Regions from separate parts of the Homo sapiens genome. Here all the other regions are linked to region 5. Evidence: chromatin loops called from intact Hi-C (ENCODE). Cell type or tissue: endothelial cell of umbilical vein. All regions are shown on one strand.

The links. Peaks named below come from ENCODE experiments on the same cell type or tissue, not always from the same donor. Only the 100,000 strongest peaks of a DNase experiment are listed, where the experiment ranks them.
Region 1: a loop joins it to region 5, with 5 times the contacts of the local background. A loop is called at or near these places in 6 of 110 quality-filtered maps.
Region 2: a loop joins it to region 5, with 7 times the contacts of the local background. A loop is called at or near these places in 67 of 110 quality-filtered maps.
Region 3: a loop joins it to region 5, with 10 times the contacts of the local background. A loop is called at or near these places in 6 of 110 quality-filtered maps.
Region 4: it touches region 5 in a loop (7-fold over the local background); 26 of 110 quality-filtered maps call a loop at or near these places.

Annotation. Positions count from the first base shown.
Region 1 is chr15:47,193,801-47,198,800 of GRCh38, forward strand. It overlaps a transcript of SEMA6D not described here. Among named protein-coding and RNA genes, the nearest start is that of SEMA6D, 520 kb to the right of the region's middle. In endothelial cell of umbilical vein, CTCF peaks have their summits at 1,096 (motif pointing right) and 2,360 (motif pointing right); DNase peaks (open chromatin) are centred at 1,121 and 2,411.
Region 2 is chr15:45,788,190-45,793,189 of GRCh38, forward strand. The region is part of intron 1 of LOC105370802 (a long non-coding RNA gene); the gene reads left to right. Among named protein-coding and RNA genes, the nearest start is that of SQOR, 160 kb to the left of the region's middle. In endothelial cell of umbilical vein, a CTCF peak has its summit at 2,355 (motif pointing left); no DNase peak of the experiment used is centred here; H3K27me3 peaks cover 193 bases.
Region 3 is chr15:47,181,244-47,186,243 of GRCh38, forward strand. It overlaps a transcript of SEMA6D not described here. Among named protein-coding and RNA genes, the nearest start is that of SEMA6D, 530 kb to the right of the region's middle. In endothelial cell of umbilical vein, no CTCF peak of the experiment used is centred here; DNase peaks (open chromatin) are centred at 2,158 and 3,128; H3K4me3 peaks cover 1,928 bases; H3K27ac peaks cover 1,390 bases.
Region 4 is chr15:46,309,548-46,314,547 of GRCh38, forward strand. No RefSeq gene overlaps it. Among named protein-coding and RNA genes, the nearest start is that of SQOR, 680 kb to the left of the region's middle. In endothelial cell of umbilical vein, a CTCF peak has its summit at 2,771 (motif pointing right); a DNase peak (open chromatin) is centred at 2,784.
Region 5 is chr15:45,703,465-45,708,464 of GRCh38, forward strand. It overlaps LOC105370802 (a long non-coding RNA gene), which reads left to right and starts at 1,731. Exons shown (of 5, transcript NR_135680.1): 1 at 1,731-1,825. In endothelial cell of umbilical vein, a CTCF peak has its summit at 2,369 (motif pointing right); a DNase peak (open chromatin) is centred at 2,347; H3K4me3 peaks cover 1,340 bases.

The DNA of each region.
Region 1 (5,000 bases), 1.5 Mb after region 5:
CTGTCTGTGACTTCTATTAATCTGCAGAATATCTCTTACTCTTTTTATTCACTCTTTATTCCTTATTGTCTCTTTAATAGACCTTATCTCAATTTGAGCTTTTCTTTTGTTTGGTTAACTCTTTTCCCCTCTATTTCATGACTAGATTTTAAATTCTGTGAAACAAGGATAATGTCTGTTGTGATTACATTTGTTCCCTTAATACTTAACAGAGAGTACAGCATATGGTAGACAACTAAATAAATATTGGGTGAGTGGGTAGGTGGATGGATGGATGGGTGGATGGGTGGATGGGTGGATGGATGGATGGGTGGATGGGTGGATGGGTGGATGGATGATAGGTTTGGTTGGCTGGCTGAGATTCTTACTATTAAGATCATGGAATTGTATTTCTGAGAGAAGCTAACTTAATATTTACAAGGTCAAATATATATGTCATATATGTGTCACTAAGGAGATACAGAAGGTTAAGTTATTAACACTCCTTATCATTTACTTCTGGTACCTAATGTCTTAAAAATGCTTGTCAAAACACCGGTGCATTTTGAAAGAGTTAGAGAGTTTGAGAGGGAGAGTGGGGAGGTAAGTGGACTGGGGGACTCTAGACTTGAAGATACTTCAGGCCAGGACAGACCTATGGGAAATTGCGTGTGGGGGCTAGGGAGTGGGCAGGGTTGAGGTGGAAGTATTAAGGTGTTGGTAGTCCAGGCATTCAAGAGGAAGTATCAGATCAGCATTTCACAAAGAACCAGGTCAAAAATACTACATAAAGTAACTTCTTCTTAGCTTTAGAGAATGTTCAGTAGGGCCTTGCACACATAGTACCAAAATATGTGAATGAAATATTTGTCTAGGAAATTACAGTTACCTGATGTCATGACATAAAAACAAAACTGTTTTCTTTCTTTGACTCAGCCAGTTTTTAAAATGGTAGTCAGTCAACTGGAGTATGTACATATGTGAGTGTATCTATCTTTACAGACAAACTTTTTGTTCCACCTAGGAAGATACTTCATATGGAAGATGTTTTCATGTACTGCTTTTTATCATAAAAGTATAAAGGCCTGGAAAGTTTTGTGTTGAATGATGTTCTCTTTGTCTTACCAGGAGGTGTCACTACAGCTCACTCAAACTTAACTAGTGCATTCTATAGGGATCAACCGGTGTCAGCACTTACCAGAATAGCATTACCTGCCTACTAAGTTTTCCACCAAGTTACGTAAAGGAAATTTGATGAAAAAAAGAATCATTTCCAGATGCCTATTTCTCCTCCATACAAATATTCTTATCATTAATTACCTGAAACTTAAAAACTTGTTTAATATTCTAGAAACAAATGGCATTTTTACTTTCCCTTGAGTGTTAAGTGGGGACAGTGGAGAAAAAAAGAGCAGAATAAAAAGAGGAAAGATGGACACAGAGAAACATGAAAAGAAGGGTGAAACAGAAGTGTTTCCAGTGACAATGTGCTGTGTGAAGACCCCAGAGCACATTGCTTTCTCACCTGTCTTACTTGGGCTGCATCATCCGTTCCCTGCCCTTTATCTCTGCCCAGATAAGTCTAACTTTCTCTGCCAGAGCTGGGATAATTAGAACAAAAATGATTATCTGGTGTTGAGCTAATATACTATCACAGCTCTTTGACATATATAATTTTCTATCTCCCCTGATAACATTATAAGATAGGTATTAATACAAAAATTTTCCAGGGGAAGAAAATGAAAATCAGAAAGTTTGCATGATTTGTGGTTATAATTGTGTATTTTACCATGGTCTTACCAGATGTCAAAACCACACTCTTGTTCTTTTCATGATGCCTCTAAAGGATCACTCTCACGGGAGACTTTCCTAATGTCCTTTAACCCCTGACCCTGACCAATTTAGGTATCTCTTCTCGGGGTTCCACTGCATCTTGTGCTCGCCGTGTTTGAACATTTATCATGAATGAGCACAGCCTTCTATTCTCTTGTCTACCTCTTCATCCAGAGTCTGAGCACTTTGAGGGTGGACACGATGTCTTGTTGAAAGAACAGAATGTGAGACCCCCATTAACTGGATGGGTGAGTAAGAGGAAAGGCTCACCTACAGATGGGGATTCAACGTGGGTGAGCGTGTGGATGAAGGACAGCAGAGAAAGCAAGGCCCCCCAGGCCACCTGCCTTCACCCACCACCACTGGCCTCAGGTGCTCCACAGCAAGTTATCAATGAAGGGGAAAGTTTCAGATTTTTTTTTTTTTGGAGACGTGAGAACAGGGTTAACCACCCAAGAAGCAGGTGATATTCATCCAGCATAGCCCACACGTTGTAGGTCCACTAGGACTGGAGGGAAGTAACTGGCATCTGAGGAGCTATGTGTTCTGCTGTCCTCCAGGTGGCAGCATGGCCCAGCTGTTGGAGACAAGCTCAGTTCTTGGACATCCCTAATGCTGCCAGACTCAGAACTGTTCTCAAGGCGTTTAGTGCCCTGGGAATGATTAATGGCTCTGCCCGTTCACTGCACCCGGAGGGTAATTGAGCCTGCAGTATTTTGGAGGCTGCAGAGAGGCTTTCTGAGCCACTGTCTGATAGAAGGGGCTGCAACATTTTGGATATTATATCCCTTGGGAGACCTCCTGGAGGACATTTGTGTGCCAAAAGAGATCTTTGGTAGAACTCTTTAAAGAGGAAAAAAGACAGCCCCCCTAAAATATGGGGAAATTGAGCAGTTTTAACGTTTTTTCAGAAATTTGGTTTGCTGTATGTTCCATATTCTTTTTTCCTTCTTTGGTTCTGAAATAATATTCCTTTCCACCTGACTTAAAGCAAATCCTTTGGAAGGTAGCTTATGTTAATTGACTGAGTATTTTGAAAGCATGCAGGCAGAGCTATGTAAAATGTCTTAATTTAAATCAGCGCTAAGCCCTTTCATATTGTAAGCTGAGGTATTTAAAAGTAAGATGATTGGAAATTTCTAAAGTTGCACACGATTCAAGAGAATGCGAAACATGTTAGAAAGAGCTACTGGCACGAGGCTACAGCATCCATTTATTCTCAATATACACATAATATCAATTATAGAAGACAACCAACAAAAGATCTTAAGCTTGTCAGGTTGGGTTTGTGTGGCTGCTTCTGTTCATTAGAATTTTGAGTAACTGGGAAAACTACCAGATTCTTAATGGTTTCTTGAACAGGATATACTAGGAGATCTTAGCACTGTTAAGAAAAAAAATCACATATAAATTCAAAAAACCTTTGCTCATCTATGTGGCCAAATGGGGAATCTAACCCTCCCCCTTTCTGTAGTTTGGATTTAAGTACCTGTGGTGGTGGTTTTTTAGCTTCTTCTGTGGATTCATTAATATCACTTTGGTACTTTCAAGAACAGTTGTTCTTCCCTAACCTGTGAGATTTTACTCTCCATTATAGAAGAGTCTCTCCTCCTAGCCTGTGATGATTTGATGCTGTACCCTGTATACGAGGTTATCTTCCAGATGTTTAGAGAGCCAAACTTAACTGGTTCTCTGTGTGCCAACACTTTTAAGTTTTCACAGGCAGTGAGTTTAAGGTCTTTAAATCATTGGAATAGAGTAGAAAATCAGAAGAACAATTAGGATGGCCCCTCAAATTCTGTTTTTAAATTAGGTTACAGATGTGCATAGACTGCTCTTCTATCTTGCCTTGCTTTGTTAAATTTATCTCAAAGATTGAACTTGCAAGTGTCTTTTTTTTTTTTTGTAATGAAGACCTAAGCTAAAGATTGAAAGAAAGGAGTGGAGAGGGGGAATTAATTGAAATAAATCCACAATAGTTCATTCATAGCCTCTAATTTAACTACCACAACAAAATTAGTGGGAAAAAAAAATCCTAGCATTAAGTCTTGTTTGATGATTCTTGACTCACTGAAGGGCTTTTCTCAGCCTACCAGTTTCTTTGGCTGTTTTGGATAATTTATCAGAAATGTCTTGAAATGACCTCTTGATATGGAGATCTGTATTCCCATGCCGTCATTAATTATTGCACTGTTTAATATATACACACTATGGAGTACTCTAAGTATTATTGTTTATATTTCTTATTTTTTTTACTAATTTTTCAAAATACAAATTTCTTTCTGTGTCATATTTGTAAACTAATAATAATTTTTGGATATATTTAAATCATTTCCTTGGGGAGTCAAAAGGCTTACTGTCCTAGAAAAGGACAGAGTTGGTATTACCTGACACATGTAACATAATGCCCTCCAACTTCATCTGAGTTGTTGCAAATTACAGATTTTCCTTATTTTTTTGTGGCTGAATGGTACTCCATTGTGTATATACCTCATGATCTCACTCACACGTGGAATGTAAAAAATTGATCTCATAGATGTGGAGAGTAGGATGGTGGTTACCAGGGGTTGGTGCAGAGGGTGGGAAGATCTTGGTCAAAGGATATAAAATTTCAGTTAGACAGGAGGAATAGGTTCAAGAAATCCATTGTACAAATGGTGACGATAGTTAATATACTGAATTCTTGAAAATTGCTGTGGGCGGATTTTGTGTTCTCACTACAAAATATGACAACTCTGTGAGGTAATGCATATGTTGATTGGCTTGATTATACCATTCAAAGTATGTATTTTTCAGGATTTGATATTGTGCAATATAAATATATACAATTTTATCTGTCAATTAAAAAAATAAGATATGGATCCCATTGTGTCTAGGATCATGTTGATTCCTAAAGACAGAGCTCTAAGGAAGTGGATTAGGTGAAAACAATAACAGCTTGGCCTCCTCCTCTGCTTAGAAGGGCTCCTGTGTTGTGTAACTCCCAAGTGAATCTTTCACACCAAGGGTGGTCCAAGCAGGGACCTGGATTCACACTTGCAATTGGATGAGATTTTTTTTTCTCTTTTCTTTGGGGAGGATAACGGTTAATTAGTAAGCAAGAGAACCAGGATTCAAATTTAACTTTTTCTAAACCCAAAGCCCAAAATTTTCATTCTGCTTCCTTGACACCAATATTTTTGACAAAC
Region 2 (5,000 bases), 85 kb after region 5:
GGGTTTGGAAATTACTCTGAAGGAGGTCAGAAGTCATTGGAAGGTTTAGAGGAGATGAGGGCATAATCCAACTTATGTTTAATAGAATTACCTGCATTCTGTGTTAAGAAGAGATTTGCAGGGACACGGGCAAAAGCAGGAGGCCAGCTGGGCCTTTCTTCAAAACTTTTGGGGGAAGAGTACATTCTGTTGGGATTTCAAATATATATAATATATATAAGAAATATATACGTACATATATATAAAAGAAATATATGCGTGTGTGTGTGTGTGTGTGTGTGTATGTATATATATGTATGTGTGTAGGTATGTATATATTTAAATAGAGACAGGGTCCTGCCATGTTGCCCAGGCTGGTGTCAAACTCCTGAGCTCAAGGGATCCACCCACCTCGGCCTCGCAAAGTGTTGGGATTATAGTTGTGAGCCACTGTGCCTGGCCTCTGTTGGGATTTCTAATGGTGCCACATCCCTCTGCACTCTTACTCTTCTCTCTAACCTGATATTTTTCTTGGCCTATGGAAATGATGTGCCACATTTAAAAATAACCATTCTGAATCTGCTTTCATTTGGATTTTGTGATTTCCCCGAAGGATTTGGCCATTTTCCAGTCTGGCCCTAGGAGTCAGTGTTTTAGATAATCAGATAGGCTCACCATCTTGGATACTGAACAAATGGGTAAAATAGATCCTTGGACACCAACTCAGCCAGCCCAGAAAGAGATCATCCTCTACACATAAACATGAAGGACGACCATTTTGGAGACATGCAGCTTTCACCCCAACTTTCATGCTTATAAGCTCAGTATATGGAATTCCTAGCTCAGCAGTGGAGTTGAGGGCCGCCTCTTTCAGACATTTTTAATCAGCCAAATTACTTGTGAATTATTGTTTGATTACCATTTTACTCAAAGTGTTTTATTTAATGCTTTTAACCTTGAGTCCCTTGGCTGGCTTCCCATCTGCTAGTTTTCTTCCATGCATTGACCAATTAAGAATTAACCTGACTTCTCACAAAATCTATCCTACCTCCCAAGCTTGGCTCTGCTTATTCTCTTCACTGTATCATGCTTTCCATTTTCTGAATGTGCTTGTTCTCTGGATGGTTAGAATTTCACATTAGTTTAGTGTTTTATGTTCCCTAAGTTTTTATATGCAACAAATGTTAATTCCCTTGAGCTTTTGTCTTGAAAGCCATCCTGAGAGAAGTGGCCTTTAAGTTTGGGTGGCTTCTTTTATTTTCCTTTATTTCCCTCTGACTATAGCTCTCTTCCACTTTCTTTAAGACATGAGTTACTTTCTTAGTTGGCACAATTCTACATGTACTTTAATTTTAGTTGGGATGAAATAAATGGATTTTGGGAGTGGATAGAGGAAGAAGTTTATTAGTTGTTTGATAAATATACGTTGACATGATTTTTTTTTTTTTTTTGTACTTGAAGTGTTTTGGTAATACTTTTCTTAGATGGAACCTACTTTTTCATGACGAGAGATTATGAGAGAGAAAACTTCATTGGTTGAGAGCAGAGAAAAGACGATACCAAAACATGCCTTTAAAATCTATTCTGTGTGTGGACCTGTGCCAGGAAATAGTGTAATACAAGACTATAAGCAGGCCACATTTTGCCAAAGTAAGTTTTTAAAAATTCTCGTGAAGAAAATTTTATTTCCCTTTGGGGCTACATTCTTGACTAAGAGTGTGACATTAAAAAATCATGTATATAATCATCAATATTTATAAAAGAAAATTATTATAAAATTAATTATGTAAAATAAAAATTTTCCAATTTCTATATAATATTTTAATATAGTATATATATTTAGTACAAAAAGGCTTATATAATACAAGACATTTATAACCTGTAAAATATAAATCTATTGCTTTATAAATAACCCAAAGTATATAACTTAATTCTTGCATGATTATTGAAGCTAATGCCTATTTTGTTTGCTTTCTTATTATTTAGAATATTTGTAAAAATAATTTTAATGACTCAAAAACAAGAGCTGAGATATGTATCAGGAGAAAAGAAGATATTTGTGCTTCCATCCTGGAACAAAGTCATTTCTACCAAATCCAGAGCTAGACTACATTGCAGACACTGAGTAAATCATTGCTTTGTGTTGTAGACAATAGTGATGGTCTGTCTTTCACGGAACACCATGTTTACAAACAAAAACATCTCTCTCTTTCAGGTTATAGTAAGACAGGTTAATTCACATTCTCTTAACTTTTAATGCTCCAGCCAGCTCTGCCTTATTGCAAAGACCACTGCATCTTCTCTGTAGAGAACACTAGACCTAGACCATTTATTTATTATATCTCCACCACCACCCCCTAGTGGCAGTCACCCTCATCTCTATCCTGGATGACTGCGATAGTCTCCTAATTTTCTTCTTGTTTCTACTCTTGTTTACCTTCAATCTATTAGCATAATCTTAAAACATGTAGATTAGATGTCACTCTCAGGTTTAAAATTTTCCAATGGCTTTTCGCTGAACATAGAATGAACTCCAAACTTTCTCTTGCAGTCATCAACCCTGCACAATCTGGTCTTCCTTTTTTCCTGTGCCATCTGCCCCTTGTTCAGTCTGCTCAGCTCTCTGACCCTTTCTTACTGTTAGGGCTCACCAAGCTCTCTTTTTTGTCTTGGGAACTCTGCACTTGCTGCTCCTTCTGACCCTCTGCAAGGAATTTTCTTCTCCCAGCTATTGCTGTGGCTGGCTCCTTCTCGAACTTAAGGTCTCAACTTAAATTACCTCCTTGGAGAGTCTTCTCTGGCTCTGCCTAAAACGACCTGCTCTCACCATTCCTGTTATTCTCTGTGACACATATTATAATCAGTAATTATTTTTCCTATTTGTCTATTTTGTTTTTTATCTACCATTAGGCTATAATAATACCAGCTAACTTTTATAGAGTACTTGCTATGTGCCAGGCAATGGTGTTTAACATGATTTAACTTGTTCGTCCTAACAACACTATAAATTAGGTATTCTATTATCACCATTTTACAGATGGGAAAACCGAGGCATAGAGAGGTAAAGTATCTTGCTCAAGGTCACACAGCTAGAAAGTGACAAAGCCAGGGGTAAACCCAAGTGGCCTGGCTCCAGCACTCGGTCTCTCACCTTTATGCTCTGTGGCCTCCATGATGGCATGTCTGCCTTGCTTACTATTATGTGCCCTGTGCCAGCACAGTGTGTGAGGCAGGGTGTGGCAGGGACAGTTTTCCGGCTTAATATAGGTGAAAATCAGCCGTATCCAATGAACCCCTGGGCAGGGAGTGGTGGGGCACTGAACACTAATGCAGAAGGAGAGAGGATCCAGGCAGATCAGCTTCCTCTGTCAAGAATACCATCGTTGTTGGAAAGGAAAAGTGGCTGAGTCAGCTCTGTGTCCATCACTCAGATTTATCTGACATCAACCTCCACTGAACTTATCTGGGGCCCCATGCAGAGCAGGGGTGTGCAAATTAGTGGTGAAAGAGATGTTTTATCCAAAGGTGTGTAAAAAATCAAGGCACAAGCTGCATTGTTTTGGGCCATCTCTGACAGAGGAGATAAGCTTTCTTCTCTGCTCACTTACTCTTCTCTTTTGCTGAAGACCACCATCATGAAGGCTTCGCAGCATCGGTGCAGGTGCCAGGAAGGGGCATCAGTGACCAGTGGAGACTGTGCTGAGGTCAAGTGGAGTGGGAAGCTCCTGCAGTCTGAAGGAATCATGTGTAAGCAATTTCCTGAGCACAGCCTTCTCTCTCTCTCTCTCTCTCTCTCTCTCTCTCTCTCTCTCTCTCTCTGTGTGTGTGTATTTGCAGAGTCTGAGATCTAACATGAAAGGACTGGGGGCCAGAGTGGGCTTTGAGTTAATATTGTGACTATGACTTCATTGGTGTCCATAGCTGATGAAGCCTGGGGAAGCTTTTTACTGTAAATCTTCCATTCTACAAGCATTTATTCAACACACACTTACTGGATATCTACTATGTTCCTGGCACTGAGATAGGACTGGAGATACTGAGTAGCAATGATTCCTGGCTTCAAGCAGGTTACAATGTAGAGGATACGAAACATAAGAAAGTGTGATAAGTGCCAGGGTAGAGAGAAGTATCAACATTCCAAAGAATGCTTTGGAATTCCCAAGAACGCAGCACGTAATTCAGAGTGGGGATGTGAGGGGAAAGGCAGAGGAAATATTCTAGGGACACAACAGTTGATCTGAGTCTGGGAGTGTGAACAAATCTGGATAGACAATAAGAGGGTAAAGAGGCTTTGAGTAGAGGTACCAGTGTGTACCGAGTTATGAAAGAGTGAGGGAGCATGGGAAACCACAGGCACTGAATATAGGTAGGAGAGTGGGGTGTTGAGATGTGATCCTAGATAGGTAGCTGGGAGCTGGATCATTGGCATTTTTATGGGTTTGGATCTTATCTGAGGCCAGTAGAGATCCACAGAATTTTTTAAGACCGAGAGGTGCTATTATTAGATTTATTTTAGAAAGGCCAGTGTGGAGAATTGTTTGGCCGAGACTAAGACTGAAAGGAGAGGCCAATTAAGAGACTTTGCAGTAATGCCGGTGAAAAAGGGTGGAGGCTTAACTGAGGTGGGACAGTGGACTGGAGAGGAGGGGAGTGATTCTAGGGAATTTAGGAGGTAGAATCCACAGGACTTGGTGACTATTTGGATGTAGGTGTGGGTGAAAAGAGATTTTAAGATTGTTACTACATTTCTCATTTGGTTGACTTGGTGCATGGGTGGTACCACTTACTTAAAAAGGAAAGACAGAAGAATAATATGACTGTGTGTGTGTGTGTGTGTGTGTGTGGCACAATAATTTAAGTTTTGAACATGCTGAGTTTAGATGCCTGTGGATCATTTCAATGGAGAGTTCCTATGGGGAGGACTATTAAACTGGCACATAGTAAGAACTTATTATGTTTGTGGAATGAAAATAATAGAGTTCTGGGATGCAGGTATAGACTGTAAGTCATCACTGCACCAT
Region 3 (5,000 bases), 1.5 Mb after region 5:
AAGGATGCTAAAATCCTAAATAAAATATTAGTAAATTAAAAAAATTGTAAACTATCATGTACTTTAGGCAATATGGTTGGGTAGTGAGCAACAAATTTAAATTTTCAAGTCTACTTTAAATCATATAAGTATATCCCAGTTATTGTATGTATTTATTATTTGGAGATAATGGCAAAGTCTAGATCGGAAGGCTTTTATATAATATGCTGAGAGCTAAATGTTCCTCTCTCCTCCTCCTTCACTCCCCACAAATGATTGGCTTCATTGGCCACAGAAGAGAAAATTGATCAATTGCTTGAAATATCTTTTTGTTTCATCCCCAGGTATTGAAAGTCATCTTGCAGATTTGGGAACTGTATTTTCATTTCCTTTGGCTGTTGTAACAAATTACCACAAACTTGGTGATTTAAAACAATATACACTTATTTCTGTACAGTTCTGGAGGCCAGAAGTCCAAAATCACTTTCACTGGACAGAAATCAATATGAAAGCAGGATTGTGCTTCCTTGAGAAGCTCTTGGAGAGAATTCCTTCCTTGCCTCTTCCAGCTTCTGGTGGCTGCTGCCATTCATTGGCTTGTGACTGCATCATTCCAATCTTTGTCTCTGTGGTCACATTCCCTTTTCCTCTTCTGTGTCTCAAATTTCCTTCTGTCTCCTACTTAAAAGGACCTATGATTGCACTTAAGGCCCACGCTGATAATCCAGGATAATCTCCCCTTCTCAGGATTCTTAATTTCATCACATCTGCAAAATCCATTTTCTTCCATATAAAGTAACAGAGTTTCTAGGGGATTAGAACATGGGTATCTGTGGGGGCCATTATTTAACCTGCCACAGGAACTGACATTGCTCACTGCTGGGTCCCTGAAGAACACAAATTGGCTTGTTGGTGGGCTTGGCCAGGAATCGGTTTAGCTGGAGATGCCTTTCACTGATTGTGAAGGAGGTCCTAGAACCCAAACGTGAAGGCTCAGCGATCTGTCACGCACACCTGATGTCATGAGCATGGACCATGTCCCTCTCATGTTTCAAATACAGGCCACAGGTAGGGTCCATAGTCCCACCACAGAAAGCAGTTCTTGTGGTATTGAGGTCAATTATATGTCCTCAAAAACCTGAAGTTCTACCCATTTCATTACCGTCTCTTCTTCCTGCTATGATGCTAAGTGTGGATGGGTAAACATTCATTATTTTTAAAATGCTCATTAACATGTATTAGGTGCCAGGGATTATGGCAGGCCATTTAAAGCATGGTGGTCGAGAAAGCAGCCTCTGAAGCAGATTGCCAGGGATCTAATTTCTGCTCCACTAATTACTGGCTATGTGATATACCTCTATGCCTATGTTCCCCGACTATAAAATAGGCTCTATCTCACAAGGTTGTTGAGGATTAAATGAGCTATTATGTGTTAATGCTTGGACCAATGGCTGGCTGCTACCTGATCTTTGGTCTCTCTAGACTTAACAAATGTTAATTACTATTTATTTGAATGGAGAAACCAAAGAGATATGGAGCCCTGTGTGAGACACAGGGATAGCTAAGGCAAGATATGTTCATGAAAGTAATTTTAAGTTTAGGAGTTAAGACAATAAGTTTAACAAGAGGTCTGAGCATTGAGAGGTGTTTGTTTATTGTTTTTTAGAACTCTGACTTAAGTGAGTCAAGCAAGAGAAGAGAAAGAGGGAGGGAAAAATAAATGCTATTTTTGGAGGAAAGATGGTTGGGTAAGCTCTCTGTGGTACTGGTAGGCAGGTTTTGCATGTGGCTGGGTAGCTGGGCAGTCAAGTATTGCATTAACGCCAGCCTGATGCAGCTTGGGCTGGTGTGAAGAACCATGGGATCTCTAAGGCTTAGGGGTCTTCACATTTAGTGACCACCAAGTTACCAACCTGAGTATCATCTTAGAAAAAGTGGGTAATACTTACAAGGAAGACTTGTTTCAAGAATTAAAGGAACGTATGAGCAATCATCCAGCTAACTCCAAAATGCTTTGTTTTCCACAGGACTAATTATATGGGATACAAGCCAAGCATACAAATTGAAGTCTTCCTTCCTTTAAATACCACATAAAACCACCAAAGCTTGCCTCATATTTAAGGGACATTCACTCCTTGAACATTGTTTGAATACGTACTGTATGCCGAGGACCACACTAGGAGCTGTTGACAAAGTTATGAATATGAGTATGAATTATTTCTGCCTGAACAAACTTACAGACCAATAGTTCTGCCTAGAGAAACTTAAAGACCAGTAGTAGAGGAAGTAATCCAAACAGGAAAATGTCACATGAGTGATAGGTATTATCATGAAACTAAGAACAGAATGCTGAGGGAAGCCCTTAGAAAGGAACTTCTCATTGTCTGCAGAAACAGGGAAAAGTAAATATAAAAATATTTCCACAACAATAACAGCGAGGAAGCGGGCTCATTAGAAAAGGGCACGTGTGGCTTGGATTGGGGTAAAGAGGGTGTTCTGGAACTTTGTGGGCCTTTTTGCATATGGAGAAAAGCTGGGCTGACAGTCTAACTCCAAAGGCCAATGAACAGCGGTTAGATGATTAACACCTGGGAATACATTTCTACAGTATTAAAAGTGATATGTAGCTCATTTAAAGAAATACATCTTAATATGTAGTACACAATATATCTAAACCATCGCAACGACAAAATCAAAGCAAGGTCCTTTGCACCGAAGGGCCTGGGGAGATGTGGGCGAAGACCCCAGGACCTTTCCCCTGCTCAGAGACCAAAGGGTTTTCAGAGCGGAGGTGGGGGCTCCCGGCAGGGGAAGTTAGAGCCGAGGGAGCGGCAGGAGCACGTGGGCTGAGTGGGGGTGGGAGGACGCAGACGGCGGAGTAACCGGTGGAAGTGTCAAAGAGGAAGGAGTGGAGGGCTGCTGAGGTGACAGGGTGTGGTCTGTGAGGGAGCGGACGAACCCGGAGAAGAGAGCAGAGAGACCCACCAGGACTAGGAGGCAGCGGGGAGCGTGCCTGCGTCGCTCGGAGCGGTGACAGCAAGGAGCGCAGCGCGGAGGCCGGGCGGCAAGGGGAGTTTCCAGTCCTCGATAAGTGGAGTCCCTGCTCTGCGCTGCGCCAGCGCCTTCCGCCTGGGCCCGCGGTGCTAGACACCTGCCGAGTCCGAAGCGGGAGTCAGGCTGAGCCTTCGGCCCCCAAGTAAGTCTTCCCTTTTCTCTCCATTTCTCCTCCGTCGCCTTTACTTCTTTATCTGCGAAGCGAGGAGCTGCTGACGGAGGTTCTGCGCGAAAAGCGCACCGGGGAGCTCTGGCGGCGTCCAGGATGCTCCAGCCTCCCGGCGCGCCGCGGCCGGCGCAGAGACCCGACCGCGAGGCCCGCCGCCCGGTTCCCGTGCGCAGCATGGCCCGAGGCGGCGGCAGAGTTGTTGGCACTGATAAGACCCGTCTTTTGTGTCTTGCCCGATCCCGGAGCTGTGCCAGGCCGGGGGGAGGGAGCGGAAGCCACTTTATGGCTCGTGGCCCCACCTCTTGCCCCCACCCCAAATCCTCCGGGATTTCAAAATGCCGCGGACTCGGGCGCAAGTGAGCGCCAAACCCGCAAGCTGGGCGAGTTGGATCCGGGTCGGCAGCCGGCTGAACCGCCACGCTGCCCCGCTTTTTTTATTTTCTTTTTAGATACGGCATCTAATTGGTGGGTGCTGGGAGGCAGGGCTGGTTGGGTGAGCACGAGTACCTGGGTGTAGGGAACGACCTACCTTCTTGCTTTCCTTGGGGTTTAGAGGGGAAGGGGTGGGGGCACCCAGAGCCCCGAAGCCCGGAGCGTCCCGCGCTAGCGGGCTTGCGCGCGGCCGGCGAGCAGGCGTTCTCTGGGTGGGTCCCTTGTCTGGCTCATTGTTCGCGGTGACTGTTCTTGGGGCCAGGCTGAGCGACACAGACACCGCTCACCGGGCTGTAAATAAAAGTGACGACTTGGAGGAGTGGGGGTCAAGGCTGCCGGGAGGGAAAAGGCTTGCCCATTTTAGAAACCGACTTGGAGCTCGGAAGAGCAAACGTAGTCGACAGAGAAAACCGCTCCTGAGTGCGAAACTTAGATCTGACTCTAATTCACAGAGACAGCCTAGTAAATTAAACCCTCAGGAACAGGGCACGGTATTTCCCCCATTGAAATTGTTTTCAGAGTAACGAAGATGGAGTTTTAAGTGTTATTGACAGCTGGCCGCTTTCTCTTGCTAGCACCTGTTTCCCTTAAAGATTCCTGGGTGGGGTTTATTTTTTCGCCCCCTCCCTCCTTTTTTTAGAATGTGCATTTATTCCATTTGTGCCTTCAGCTAGTCGAGTTGCATGGTGCTGGGAGGAGAATCCATTTTTGAAAGCAAAGTGCAATTTCCACTCTACAAATGGCCAAGCACTGGTGTAGACGTCCATTGCTCCCCCACCCTGGCCGCATGCTAACATTCATGGAGGCAGACATGTGTACCCAGAATCAGAGGGAGCCGGTTATCCTCAGTTGGAGATCCCAAAAGACTTCTGCATACAGTTCCTTTCGTTGGATGGTAGATACTCTTATTTGACTTTCTTCCATTCTTTAAATTACAATGGTATCACCTGTTCATGGTGCCTATTCCTTAGCCCACTACAAAGGAGGATGCATTTTGCTGGGAAAAAAATGCTCTTTCTTTTTCTGAGGTCCGTGGGTAGTATTCAGAATAAGCTCTTGACAAGAGAAATTATTAAATTATTATGATTTCTTATATATGTGTGTATATATAAATATATATGTACAAGTTTACAATATTGTCTACAAATATACAATATTTGTGTATATATATGTGTATATATGTATGTATGTGTGCATGTATATATATGTGTGTGCATATATATATACACATATATAGTATTTGTAGCTGGTTGTAAATCCCAGTAGTTACTAATGCACCCAACTGACCTGGTTATATTTCACTTTGACATCCCTGATGGACCTGCTAAGTGTATCAATCTGATGAAGCCTGGAGTTCCAGCCCTCA
Region 4 (5,000 bases), 610 kb after region 5:
AGTCTTTCCATTTGTAAAATGAGATTGGGGTAGTCTCTATCTCTCGTGGATGTTATGAAGATTAAGAGACGGAATGCACCAAATTCTCAGCACGGTGCCTGACACAATAATAAGCATCATCTGAGTGCTAACTATTTTGGGATTTTGCTTACTGAAATGGCCCAGAGGTAATGTTATATTCATTTTGTGGATGTGGGACATGGAGCATAAGTGGCCAAAACAACTTGGCAGAAGGAAATCCTGCTAGTAACTGGCAGAGCTGGAGGAGCCTGTGCCTTAATACTCATTGCCTCTCTCAGCTCCCTGCAAACCCCTAACAACTAACCACATTGTTGGGCATCCCATTGCCTTTCTGTTTAGGATTTGGGAGGTCATTTCATATTCTCAGCTAATTTGAAGAGCAGAGAGAATTTGAATTCCATTTCAGACGATCACATTTTCAGATTCGTTTGGAGATCACTCAGTGGCTGTCAGACATGGGAGTGAGACAGCAGTGAGAAGAGAGAGACGAAAGCTCACTTCTGATGTTCCTGGGTTGGTGTGTCTGTCAAAGGACAACAGGAGAGGGCAGCAAAGACCCTAAATGCAGGGAACTTTGAGGGTGTTCAGTTGGTTGTGTGGACACCTGGGAGAGGGGGACTCCACTGCACAGGAAGTAAACCTGCAACAGAGAAACCTGGCAGGCTATAGCAGTTCCCTGCCATAATCACAGAGCTGGGGTTTGCCTGGAGTTGGACAGCTTAGTGAGGATCAGATTTCTCTATGTACGAAGCACACACAACATCCCAGGGTCAGAAATAAGCTGTAATGGACAAGAATTATAGGATAGGGATATGGGGAGCAGAGCCAAATGAAGTGTACTGCTTTCATTTCCTCTGGAAGGTGTACCTTGGGCAAAAGGTCTAACTGAATTTAAATAATATTTGTTTCCAGAAGGGGCTTTGGAATAGGTAGGTTTTGCCCTAAGAGAGCCTTTATTTTTACCTTAAAAATAGCAGGCAACGTTTCTATGAAAGGAAGACAAAGTGATATTGCTTTATGTAAAATTAACGCTTAGAGATTTTAGAAGATGAAGTAAGGCAAATTGCTTTCTTATTTATGTTTATGCTCTCACCCATATACCCCGCAGTAGCTTAAATGCAACAGGAACTAAGAATAATAGAGTAAAAATATGATGCAATGCCTGATTAAAAATGCAAATTCAAAGTTGCCAGTGATCTTCTAGCTAAGCAGAGTAAACACTGGAAAGGAGAAAAAGCACACTGAGGTTCGCTAAAGGATAGAAATGATCATCCAAAAGAAGTAAGAAATGGGTGCCAAAGGAGGTAAGAAACGTGGAGTCTAGCCTCTGAGGAATAAGAGATTATTGGGTAAGCACTGGTGAATTGGAAGGGAAAAAGCCAAGTGGCCAAGAAAGACAGATTTACCAGGATTGGGGTTTTATTTCTAAGGATTGAGCCAGTGACGCTTGGAAGAAATCCAATCAGTAAATACTAACTGAACACCCACTGTGTGCAAGGCATCGTGGTCTGCCTTTCCAGCGCAATAAAGCAGTATAAAGATGAGAGAGACTTGCAGTGTAACAACTAAAAATACAACATGTTAAGTAAGATAGAGAACTTGAATATCTTGAAGGAAAGAAAATTAAAGCATGTTAAATGCGAAATAATGGTACACAAGACAAGTACAAGTGGACTCTGACTAGGGAGAGGTGGAGCAGTCAGGAAAGTCTTTTGGGAAAGGGTGGTACTTATGATAAGTAGGATAGGATGGGAAAGACTCCAGCCAAGGCGAGAGACAATAGCTTTTATAGAATCAGAACATATTATTAGATAGAAGCAACATTAGGAGTATCCGAGAAAACAGTATTAGAGAGCCTCATTGTATCATTTGTTAGTGTAGCTCCACTTGTCTCCCCCACCCCAGGCCTTCACCATCTGGGTCTGCCCACAGAACAGGGGGCAGCACAGTCCGAGAGGGAAGGGTGTGTTGCTTGGAGGGCATGAAGTGGTAGGGGGCTTCCCTGAGTGGGCTAAGACTGTAGTACTAGGGTGAAGGGGCAGTGCCTAGTCAGGAGGAGCCATGGATCCTCTGTGGGGGTCAGCATTAAAGATATAGTGCAAAACACTTAATGAGGCAGGAGGCTGGACAAGCACAGAAGGATGGCGGTAGGCCAGAGAACAAAGTCTGGTCAGGAGGATCTGTACTCTGAAAGTATAAACCAAAGCACCCTTTTATGTGAGGTCTGCTGCTCTTTACAAATATTCAAAAATTGTCTATAAAATGTAAGTGTGTCATTTAATATTTTCCATAATATGACAGATTTTAATTCATATCTCATATTTTATAGTCTAAACAAGGAGCTCTTAACAGTCATTAGAATCACTAGGAAGATTATCAAAAATATAAGTAATCAGGAATGAACTGGAGTAGGACCCAGAGGACAATATTTCTTGAAATCTTTCCAGCTAGACCTGGGAACCACTAGTTTAGCCAAACTGGGGTCCTCTTTCTTCTTTAAATTTACTCTAAAGTTTCTCTCCTCTATTCTTATTCTTGTGATTTTCATTCTGTTAGAAATGAAACTCTGTTAAGGATGTGATCCTTCTATATTTCTGTTGAAATTCTTACTTAGAAAATGCTGATAAAAGTAGTAGATGCCCAGTTCAGCTTGCTAGTTAGATTACCTTTCTAGGTCTTTGCAGATCAAGGGTCTGTGATTCCATTGGTTTGGCTCTTCAAGCGCTGATGTGAGCACAGTGCTAAAGAATGCCAGGAGAGGGCAGCAGAGAGCTGGGAAGCCCTTTGATAGAGGCTAGAGGAAGTGAACCAAATGGGAGAACCTGTATGTAGCAGGTGGAGGAGAAAATACTTGATCTTTTATGGGGTGCAGGGTATGCCAGTTGTGTGTCCTTCATAAATTAACCAAAGACTATAGTCATTACTCAGATCAGAAACTGAAATCAACAGGGGATGCCACAGGGAGTGGTAGTTTTAAAACAGGAAGGGATGGAAATAGGCTCTAAGATATTGCTGGGAGCCACCAAAGGTAAGCCAGCTATGGCAGGATGTTGGGCCCCTGATAGCTCCTGAGACACTGGCCCTGTCTAGGCATAGATTCATTAGACGTGGACCCAAACCAGTAGAAAAAGCCTTTATTTAAGGACTGAGCAAGTCTTTGCAACCTAGGGGTGCAGGTGAACAGGATAAAGGAAACATTTTAGAGTAAGATTTCAGGGGACTGAAGAAACACTGACATTCAGGAAAAGCAGAAGAGATTCTTACAAGTTCAGTGCCCACATCATAAGGAAAAAATTCTCTGAAGACCAGGATGGGATTCAAGGGTGTTATGTTGAATAGAGGCATGCAAAGGAAGTACTTAACGTGCAGGCCAGGACCAGAGACGGTGCACTAGGTAGAGTGCGGCATCCAGCAAAAGTATTTCAAGGTAAGTTCTGCAAGGGTTTGGGAATATCACAAGGCTTTGTTGGTAGTGCCAATTTAAATCCACCTTAGGCTAAAACTTCCAGAGTATGATCTAGCACCTTGCTACTTAAAAGTGTGGTCTGTAGACCAGCAGTCCTGGCATTGCTTGGGAGCTTATTACAATTGAGAATCTCAGGTCCTGCCTCAGACCTACAGAATCAGAATTTGCATTTTAACAAGATCCCCAGGTGATTTCACTGCATATAATGCATATTAAGGTTTAAGAAACAGCAGACTAGCATCCAGTCCAGACAGGGCTGGGTGGCATTGATACCTGTAGAAGATTAGTAAGGGCATTCTGTAATAAGAAAGTGAGGGAGAATAGCTGCATTTGAATGACAGTAGCTGCAGCCATTAATAGTATGTGAACTCGATACTTTATTTTGGCTTATTTTTTTCAAACCCTACTAGATGCCTTATAGTTACATGCAAAATCAACCAACTGATGTATTTTTCAGAGGCCACAGTAGGGGAAACTGCATCCTACTGCAGTTTGAAAGAAAGTGTGAATCCAAATTAAAGGTGTTGCTTGGGAGGGCAGTGGGTTTCTTAGAAGGTTTCCGCTGTGTATGGTCCGGGGTCTGTGTGTCCAGAAACTAGATTTTTAAAACATTTTTAGGCTAACTCAAAGCAATTAGACCCTTAGACAAAGGACTATTGGTACTAATATCACAAGGGAGTTTATGTTTGTATTAGTTTATTATTGTTGTTGTAATAAACTAACACAAATTTAGAGGCTTAAAACAACACAAATTTATTCTCTTACAATCCTGGAGTCCAGCAGCCCAAAATCAGTGTCACTGGGCTACAGTCAAGGTGCCAGCAGGGCTTGTTCTTTCTGGAGGATCCAGAGAAGAATTTATTCCTTGACTCTTCCAACTTCTAGAGGCTGCTGCCAAAATTAATTTCCTTCTCTGACTCCTGGACTTTTCCTCCATTTTTTTTCTTTTTTTTTTTTGAGATAGAGTCTTGCTCTGTTACCCAGGCTGGAGTGCAGTGGTGTGATCTCAGCTCACTGCAGTCTCTGCCTCTCGGGTTCCGGTGATTCTCCTGCCTCAGCCTCTCAGGTATCTGGGATTATAGGCATGTGTAACCACACCTGGCTAATTTTTGTATTTTTAGTGGAGGCAGGGTTTCACCATGTGGGCCAGGCTGGTCTCGAACTCCTGACCTCAGGTGATCTGCCCACCTCAGCCTCCCAAAGTGCCAGCATTACAGGTGTGAGCCACTGCGCCCAGACTTTCCTCCATTTTTGAAGCCACCGGTGTAGCATCTTACTTGTGTTGTAAGATGCTTTCATTGCCTTCATCTTCTGTGTCAAATATCCCTCTCCCTAGCTCCCACCCTGATAAGGAAGGATAATCTCTCTGTCTGTCTCAATATCCTTAGTCACATCCACGAAGCCACTTTTTCTATAAAAGGTAATATTCACAGGTTTTAAGGATTAAGGCCTGAATATCTTTGGGGGCCAATTAGCCTACCACAAAGTTTAAACCATAATTTTAATTGATGAA
Region 5 (5,000 bases):
CCTATTTCTGCTTAGGTAGTAAAGGAAAGGGGAGAAATGTATTTGTCTAAATTATTTCACTTGCCAAGTAGAAATAAATAAATAAAAATAAAACTTTCATTGGTTTAAGTATCTAGGAAGTCTGGGAAGGAGATCAAGCATGGGTGGATCAAGAAGCTTAATTTCTTAATTTCTTGACCTTTCAGCTCTGACTTTCTTTGTGTTGGTTTCTTTCTCAGGTAGACTCACTTCATATGTTGACCAAGTGGGCCTGGGCAGGGTTAGACTTTCCTGGTCTAGAGCCCACAGACCCAGAGACAATGCCTCTTTTCTGTTAACAGTAAAAATCTGGTGAGAACTTTGAGGATTCAAGCTGGGTTTGTGAGCTTCCCGGAACCAGTCATGTGCTCATCCTTGAAGGAGAGGATTAGGTCAGCCATGTGTGAGCCACATGGACCGAGAATGGGTGTAGGTGTGGGGTTTAAAAACCCACATTTACTACAAGGATAGGAAGGTGGACACATCCTGTCTTCTCCATTAACAGTGTTAATTTATTCATTCATTCTACAATTAGCAATCGCATGGGGCCTGGCCGACTGCTGAGGTTCCTCAGGTGAGTAAGACGGGCTCCAGCCTTGGAGGAGCTTCCAGTCTAAGGGAGCCCGAGTTCACAGAGAGGGTCCCCTAGGACACTGGCACGGCATCCTGCTGGCCAGGAAAGGGAACTGCTGCTCCTCCAGAGAGGATAGGTGGGTTTGTTGTTTTTTTTTTTTTTGCCAGAGAACACCATGGTTCCTGCCAGCACCTGCTTACGACAGCCCTTTCAACGTCGCAGGGCTTGTCAGTGGGTTCTGTGACAGAACCGTGCAAGTAATGGTACGCGGAGAGGGCGCGCGAAAGCGCCTGGCTCGTTCCTGGAGCCCGGGCTGCGGACGCCCCCTGCGTGCTGCGAAACCTGAGGGGTCTCGGTCCTTCCTGGCCTTTTATAGGCCGTGCCTAGAAACGCTTGGCTTGACCAGTTAGAAGTAACGCCACGCTGTGAATGTTTACCACCTGCGCACTGTCAGCGCTGAGTAAAGGGGCCCGAACCCCCGGTTCCAGGAGCCCCTGCTCGCCTCTCCAGCCACCTTCCCACCAGCCCACAACGCACAAGGACCACAGCTTCCAGAGGCGCCGTGCGCTCTCTTTCCAGGCGCTTTCCCCCTGCTGGAATGCTCCACCCCTTCCGCTCGGCGAACTCCTATTCATCCTTCTGGACTCCTTCCCAGAGCTAACTACAGACCTGAAAGATTTCTTCTTCTGCGCTCTCAGGGAACAACAGTCCTTAAAGTCCAGCTCACGCTGCTGTGCTGCAGCGTCGCTCTCGGTCCCCTCCACTGCACTGGGTCTCCCCACTGCACTGGGCCCCCTCTTCACTGCACCCGGCCACTCCACCGCACCCGGTACCCCGGCCCTCTATGGCACCCAGTTCTCTCTCCTCGGCACCCAGTTCCCCGCCCCCACCTCCGCCCCAACGGCACCCAGTCCCTCGCACCCAGCACCGCCCCCGTCCCTCGCACCCAGCACCGCCCCCGTCCCACCAACAGCACCCAGTCCCCCCGCTCCGCCACGGCACCCAGTCCCCTCAGGGCACCCGGTTCCCCGCCTCCGCCAAGGCACCCGGTTCCCCGCCTCCGCCAAGGCAACCGGTCCCCCCCCCCCCCGCCCCCCGCTACGGCACCCAGTCCCCCGACGGCTCTCGGTCTCCTCCACGCCGAGCCTCGGAGAGCAGGGGCTTTGCTTTTCCGGCTGAGGTGTTCAATAAACATCTCTTAAACAAAGGAGTGCGCAAGTGAGATAATATAAGGTAAGTGCTTGCCACTATACGAATGTACAGAAAGGAAGATGTTATTATTTTACTTCAGCCCCATATTTAATTATAAAGCATTTGTGAGCAAAGCTGATTAACACTGATTTCTAATTTCTAGCGTGAGACATGACGCTTGGGAGACAAGCTGTAAATGAGACGTGGGGCTTATGTTTTCGGTAGGTGAGATTTAATGTACACAAGGGTAAGAGTAGGAAACAAAAGTAATTCGAAGTTAAATATGGTCTTTTTGGTTAAATTCTACGGGTTCTGGGAGGAGGGCAATACCATTTCCTGCTGAGGTGAGTTTGCTCACCCATTGCCATAATCACAATCGTAATAAAAATAACATTAATAACTACAATTGATCGAGCTCTTTGAGGCGGACATCGGGTTAGGCATTTTGGATCCAATTTCTCATTTAATCCTCACGACCATCTTGAGGGAGCGCATTTTACCCGTGTTTTACGGGGGACTGAAGCTTAAGGAGCAGTAACTTGCCCAGGTCACGTGGCTAGGAAGAGACAAGGTCAGGTCAGAGCCACAAGAGGGCGCTCTTCCCCTTTCTATTCTATGTTGTCCTGTGGTTCCCGCTTTTCCTCAGGGGCACCTTCCACAAATGTAAAAACCCCACATAAACATCTTGTTTCTCTGTCTTCCTCCTCCCCAGTGTCTCTCTCTCCTCTCAGTCTGTTTGTCTCCTCTCAGTTTCTCTCTCCCTTTCCTTACTTGTTTTTTGTCTCTCTCTTCCTCCTTGTTTTCTGTTTATTTATCTATTTCAGGGGATGGGCAGCCTTGGGAATATGGGCTGTAGGTAGGAAGAGAACATTTCTGGAACTGAAAATTATGCTGCATCTTGTCTAACGGGAAGCAAAATTTTTGAATGTGGGAATCTTGTAAAATCTAGACGTTGGTCATCAATACACATGGCATGAAACTGTAAAACTATGAGCAGCTGTGGTGAGTTGTGACTGGGAAGCCACATGGGGTGTGTATGAGCACATGCATTTGCAAGCTTCCCTGGAGCTTCCTCCAGGTTACTCCTGGGTTCTGCCTTTCCCTGGTTACACTTAGGATTGAAGCCTCATTCACCTCTGTGTATTTGCTCATGCTTTTCCTGTCACTGGTGTTAATTTCTGTAGTCTCTCTGCATGTTTAACTAAATTCTACCTCTTTTTTTTTTTTTTTTTTGAGACAGAGTCTTGCCTGTTGCCCAGGCTGGAGTGCAGGGGTGTGATCTCAGCTCACTGCAACTTGAGTCTCCCAGGTTCAAGCGATTCTCCTGCCTCAGCCTCCTGAGTAGCTGGGATTACATACAGGTGCACACCACCACGCAGGGCTAATTTTTTCTTTTCCTTTCTTTTTGTTTTTTTTAGACAGAATCTCGCTCTGTTGCGCAGGCTGGAGTACAGTGGTGTGATCCGGGCTCACTACAACCTCTGCCTCCCAGGTTCAAGCGATTCTTCTGCCTGGGACTACAGGTGCGTGCCACCATGCCCGGGTAACTTTTTTTTGTATTTTTAGTAGAGATGGGGTTTCACCATATTGGCCAGGCTGGTCTCGATCTCCTGACCTTGTGATTCGCACCCCCCCCCCGCCACCTTGGCCTCCCAAAGCGTTGAGATTACAGGCGTGAGCCACCGCGCCGGGCCTAATTTTTTTATTTTTATTTTTAGTAGAGACGGGGTTTCACTTTGTTGACCAGGCTGATCTTGAACTCCTGGCCTCAAGTTATCCGCCCTGCCTTGGCTTTCCAAAGTGCTGAGATTGCAGGTGTGAGCCACTGTGCCTGGCCAAAATTCTACTTATTTTTTTATAGAGGAGTAGTACAGGCTGTTTCTGACTGCCCCATCTGTAAGTAAACAATCTAGTTTTGAATTGTCAATTGATTTAAAAGTGATAGTTTTCAAATCTTCATTGAGGCATTTTGTATCCATTGATTCTTTCTGCCAGGGCACACACTCTGTCTACGTTATGCACTGAAGCCTTTCTGTGTATCCTTACTGGGCCTTGATGCTGGGTAACTGCACGATTCTGGTAACCAAACCTGGTGGCACATCCCAATCAGCTTTTTCAAAATAGGGCTTTCTAGACTTTCACCTGGAGATTCTGTCTAGAGGTGTTTGGGCTGAAGCCTGGCAACTGTGTTACATGAACAGTTGGCCCCCATCCCTGGGGCATCTGCCTCTGCTGCACTGATGCCTTCCCCAGCTCACATCATGGCTGCATGGGGCCAGAGGGGGTTCCCTGTGATGCTTGCAGAAAAGCTTGGGTCTGCTGGTAGGAGTGGAAAATGGACTGCTGCCCACTCCAGAGTGGCTTTAAAGGACAGTGGAGAGGGAGTCTTCCTAATGAGCAGAGCTGTGAGCAGTACCCTTGTTTGTCCATCTTGTATGGAGGGAGAAGGGGCCCGAGGTCGCTTACATGGACTCCTGGGGAGTGGTGACTGATTTGGTTGCAAGTCTGGAAAGAGCAGGAGTGGAAGATCTGAGAGCAAGAGTCAGGGTGAGGTGTGGATGAACCTACAGGAGTGGGCAGAGAGCACTCAGATCTCCCTGCTGGCCATCAATACCCGGCTGAGGGTGAGCACAGCAGAGGAGTCGCTCAACAACCGGGTGGACAAGACGACTCGTCTGGTAGACGCCTGCCAGCCTCTGCCCTTGGTCACTCCAGTGCTCATGTTACCAGAAAGGGGTCCTGATCTAGATCCCAAGACAGGGTTCTTGGATCTCACACAAGAAATAATTCGAGGCTAATCCATAAAGTGAAAGCAAGTTTATTAGGAAAGTAAAGGAATAAAGAATGGCTACTCCATAGGTGGAGCAGCCTGAGGGCTGCTGGTTGGCTATTTTTATGGTTATTTCTTGATTATATGCTAAACTAGGGGCAGGTTATTCATGAGTTTTCCAAGAAAGAGGTGGGCAATTCCCAGAACTGAGGGTTCCTCCTCTTTTTAGACCATATGGGTTAACTTCCTGACGTTGCCATGGCATCTGTAAACTGTCATGGCACTGGTGGGAGTGTCTTTTAGCATGCTAATGCATTATAATTAGTGAATAATGAGCAGTGAGGTCACTTTTGTTGCCATCTTGTTTTTAGTGGGTTTTGACCAGCTTCTCTACTGCAACCTGTTGTATCAGCAAGGTCTTAATGACCTGTACCTTGTGTGGACCTC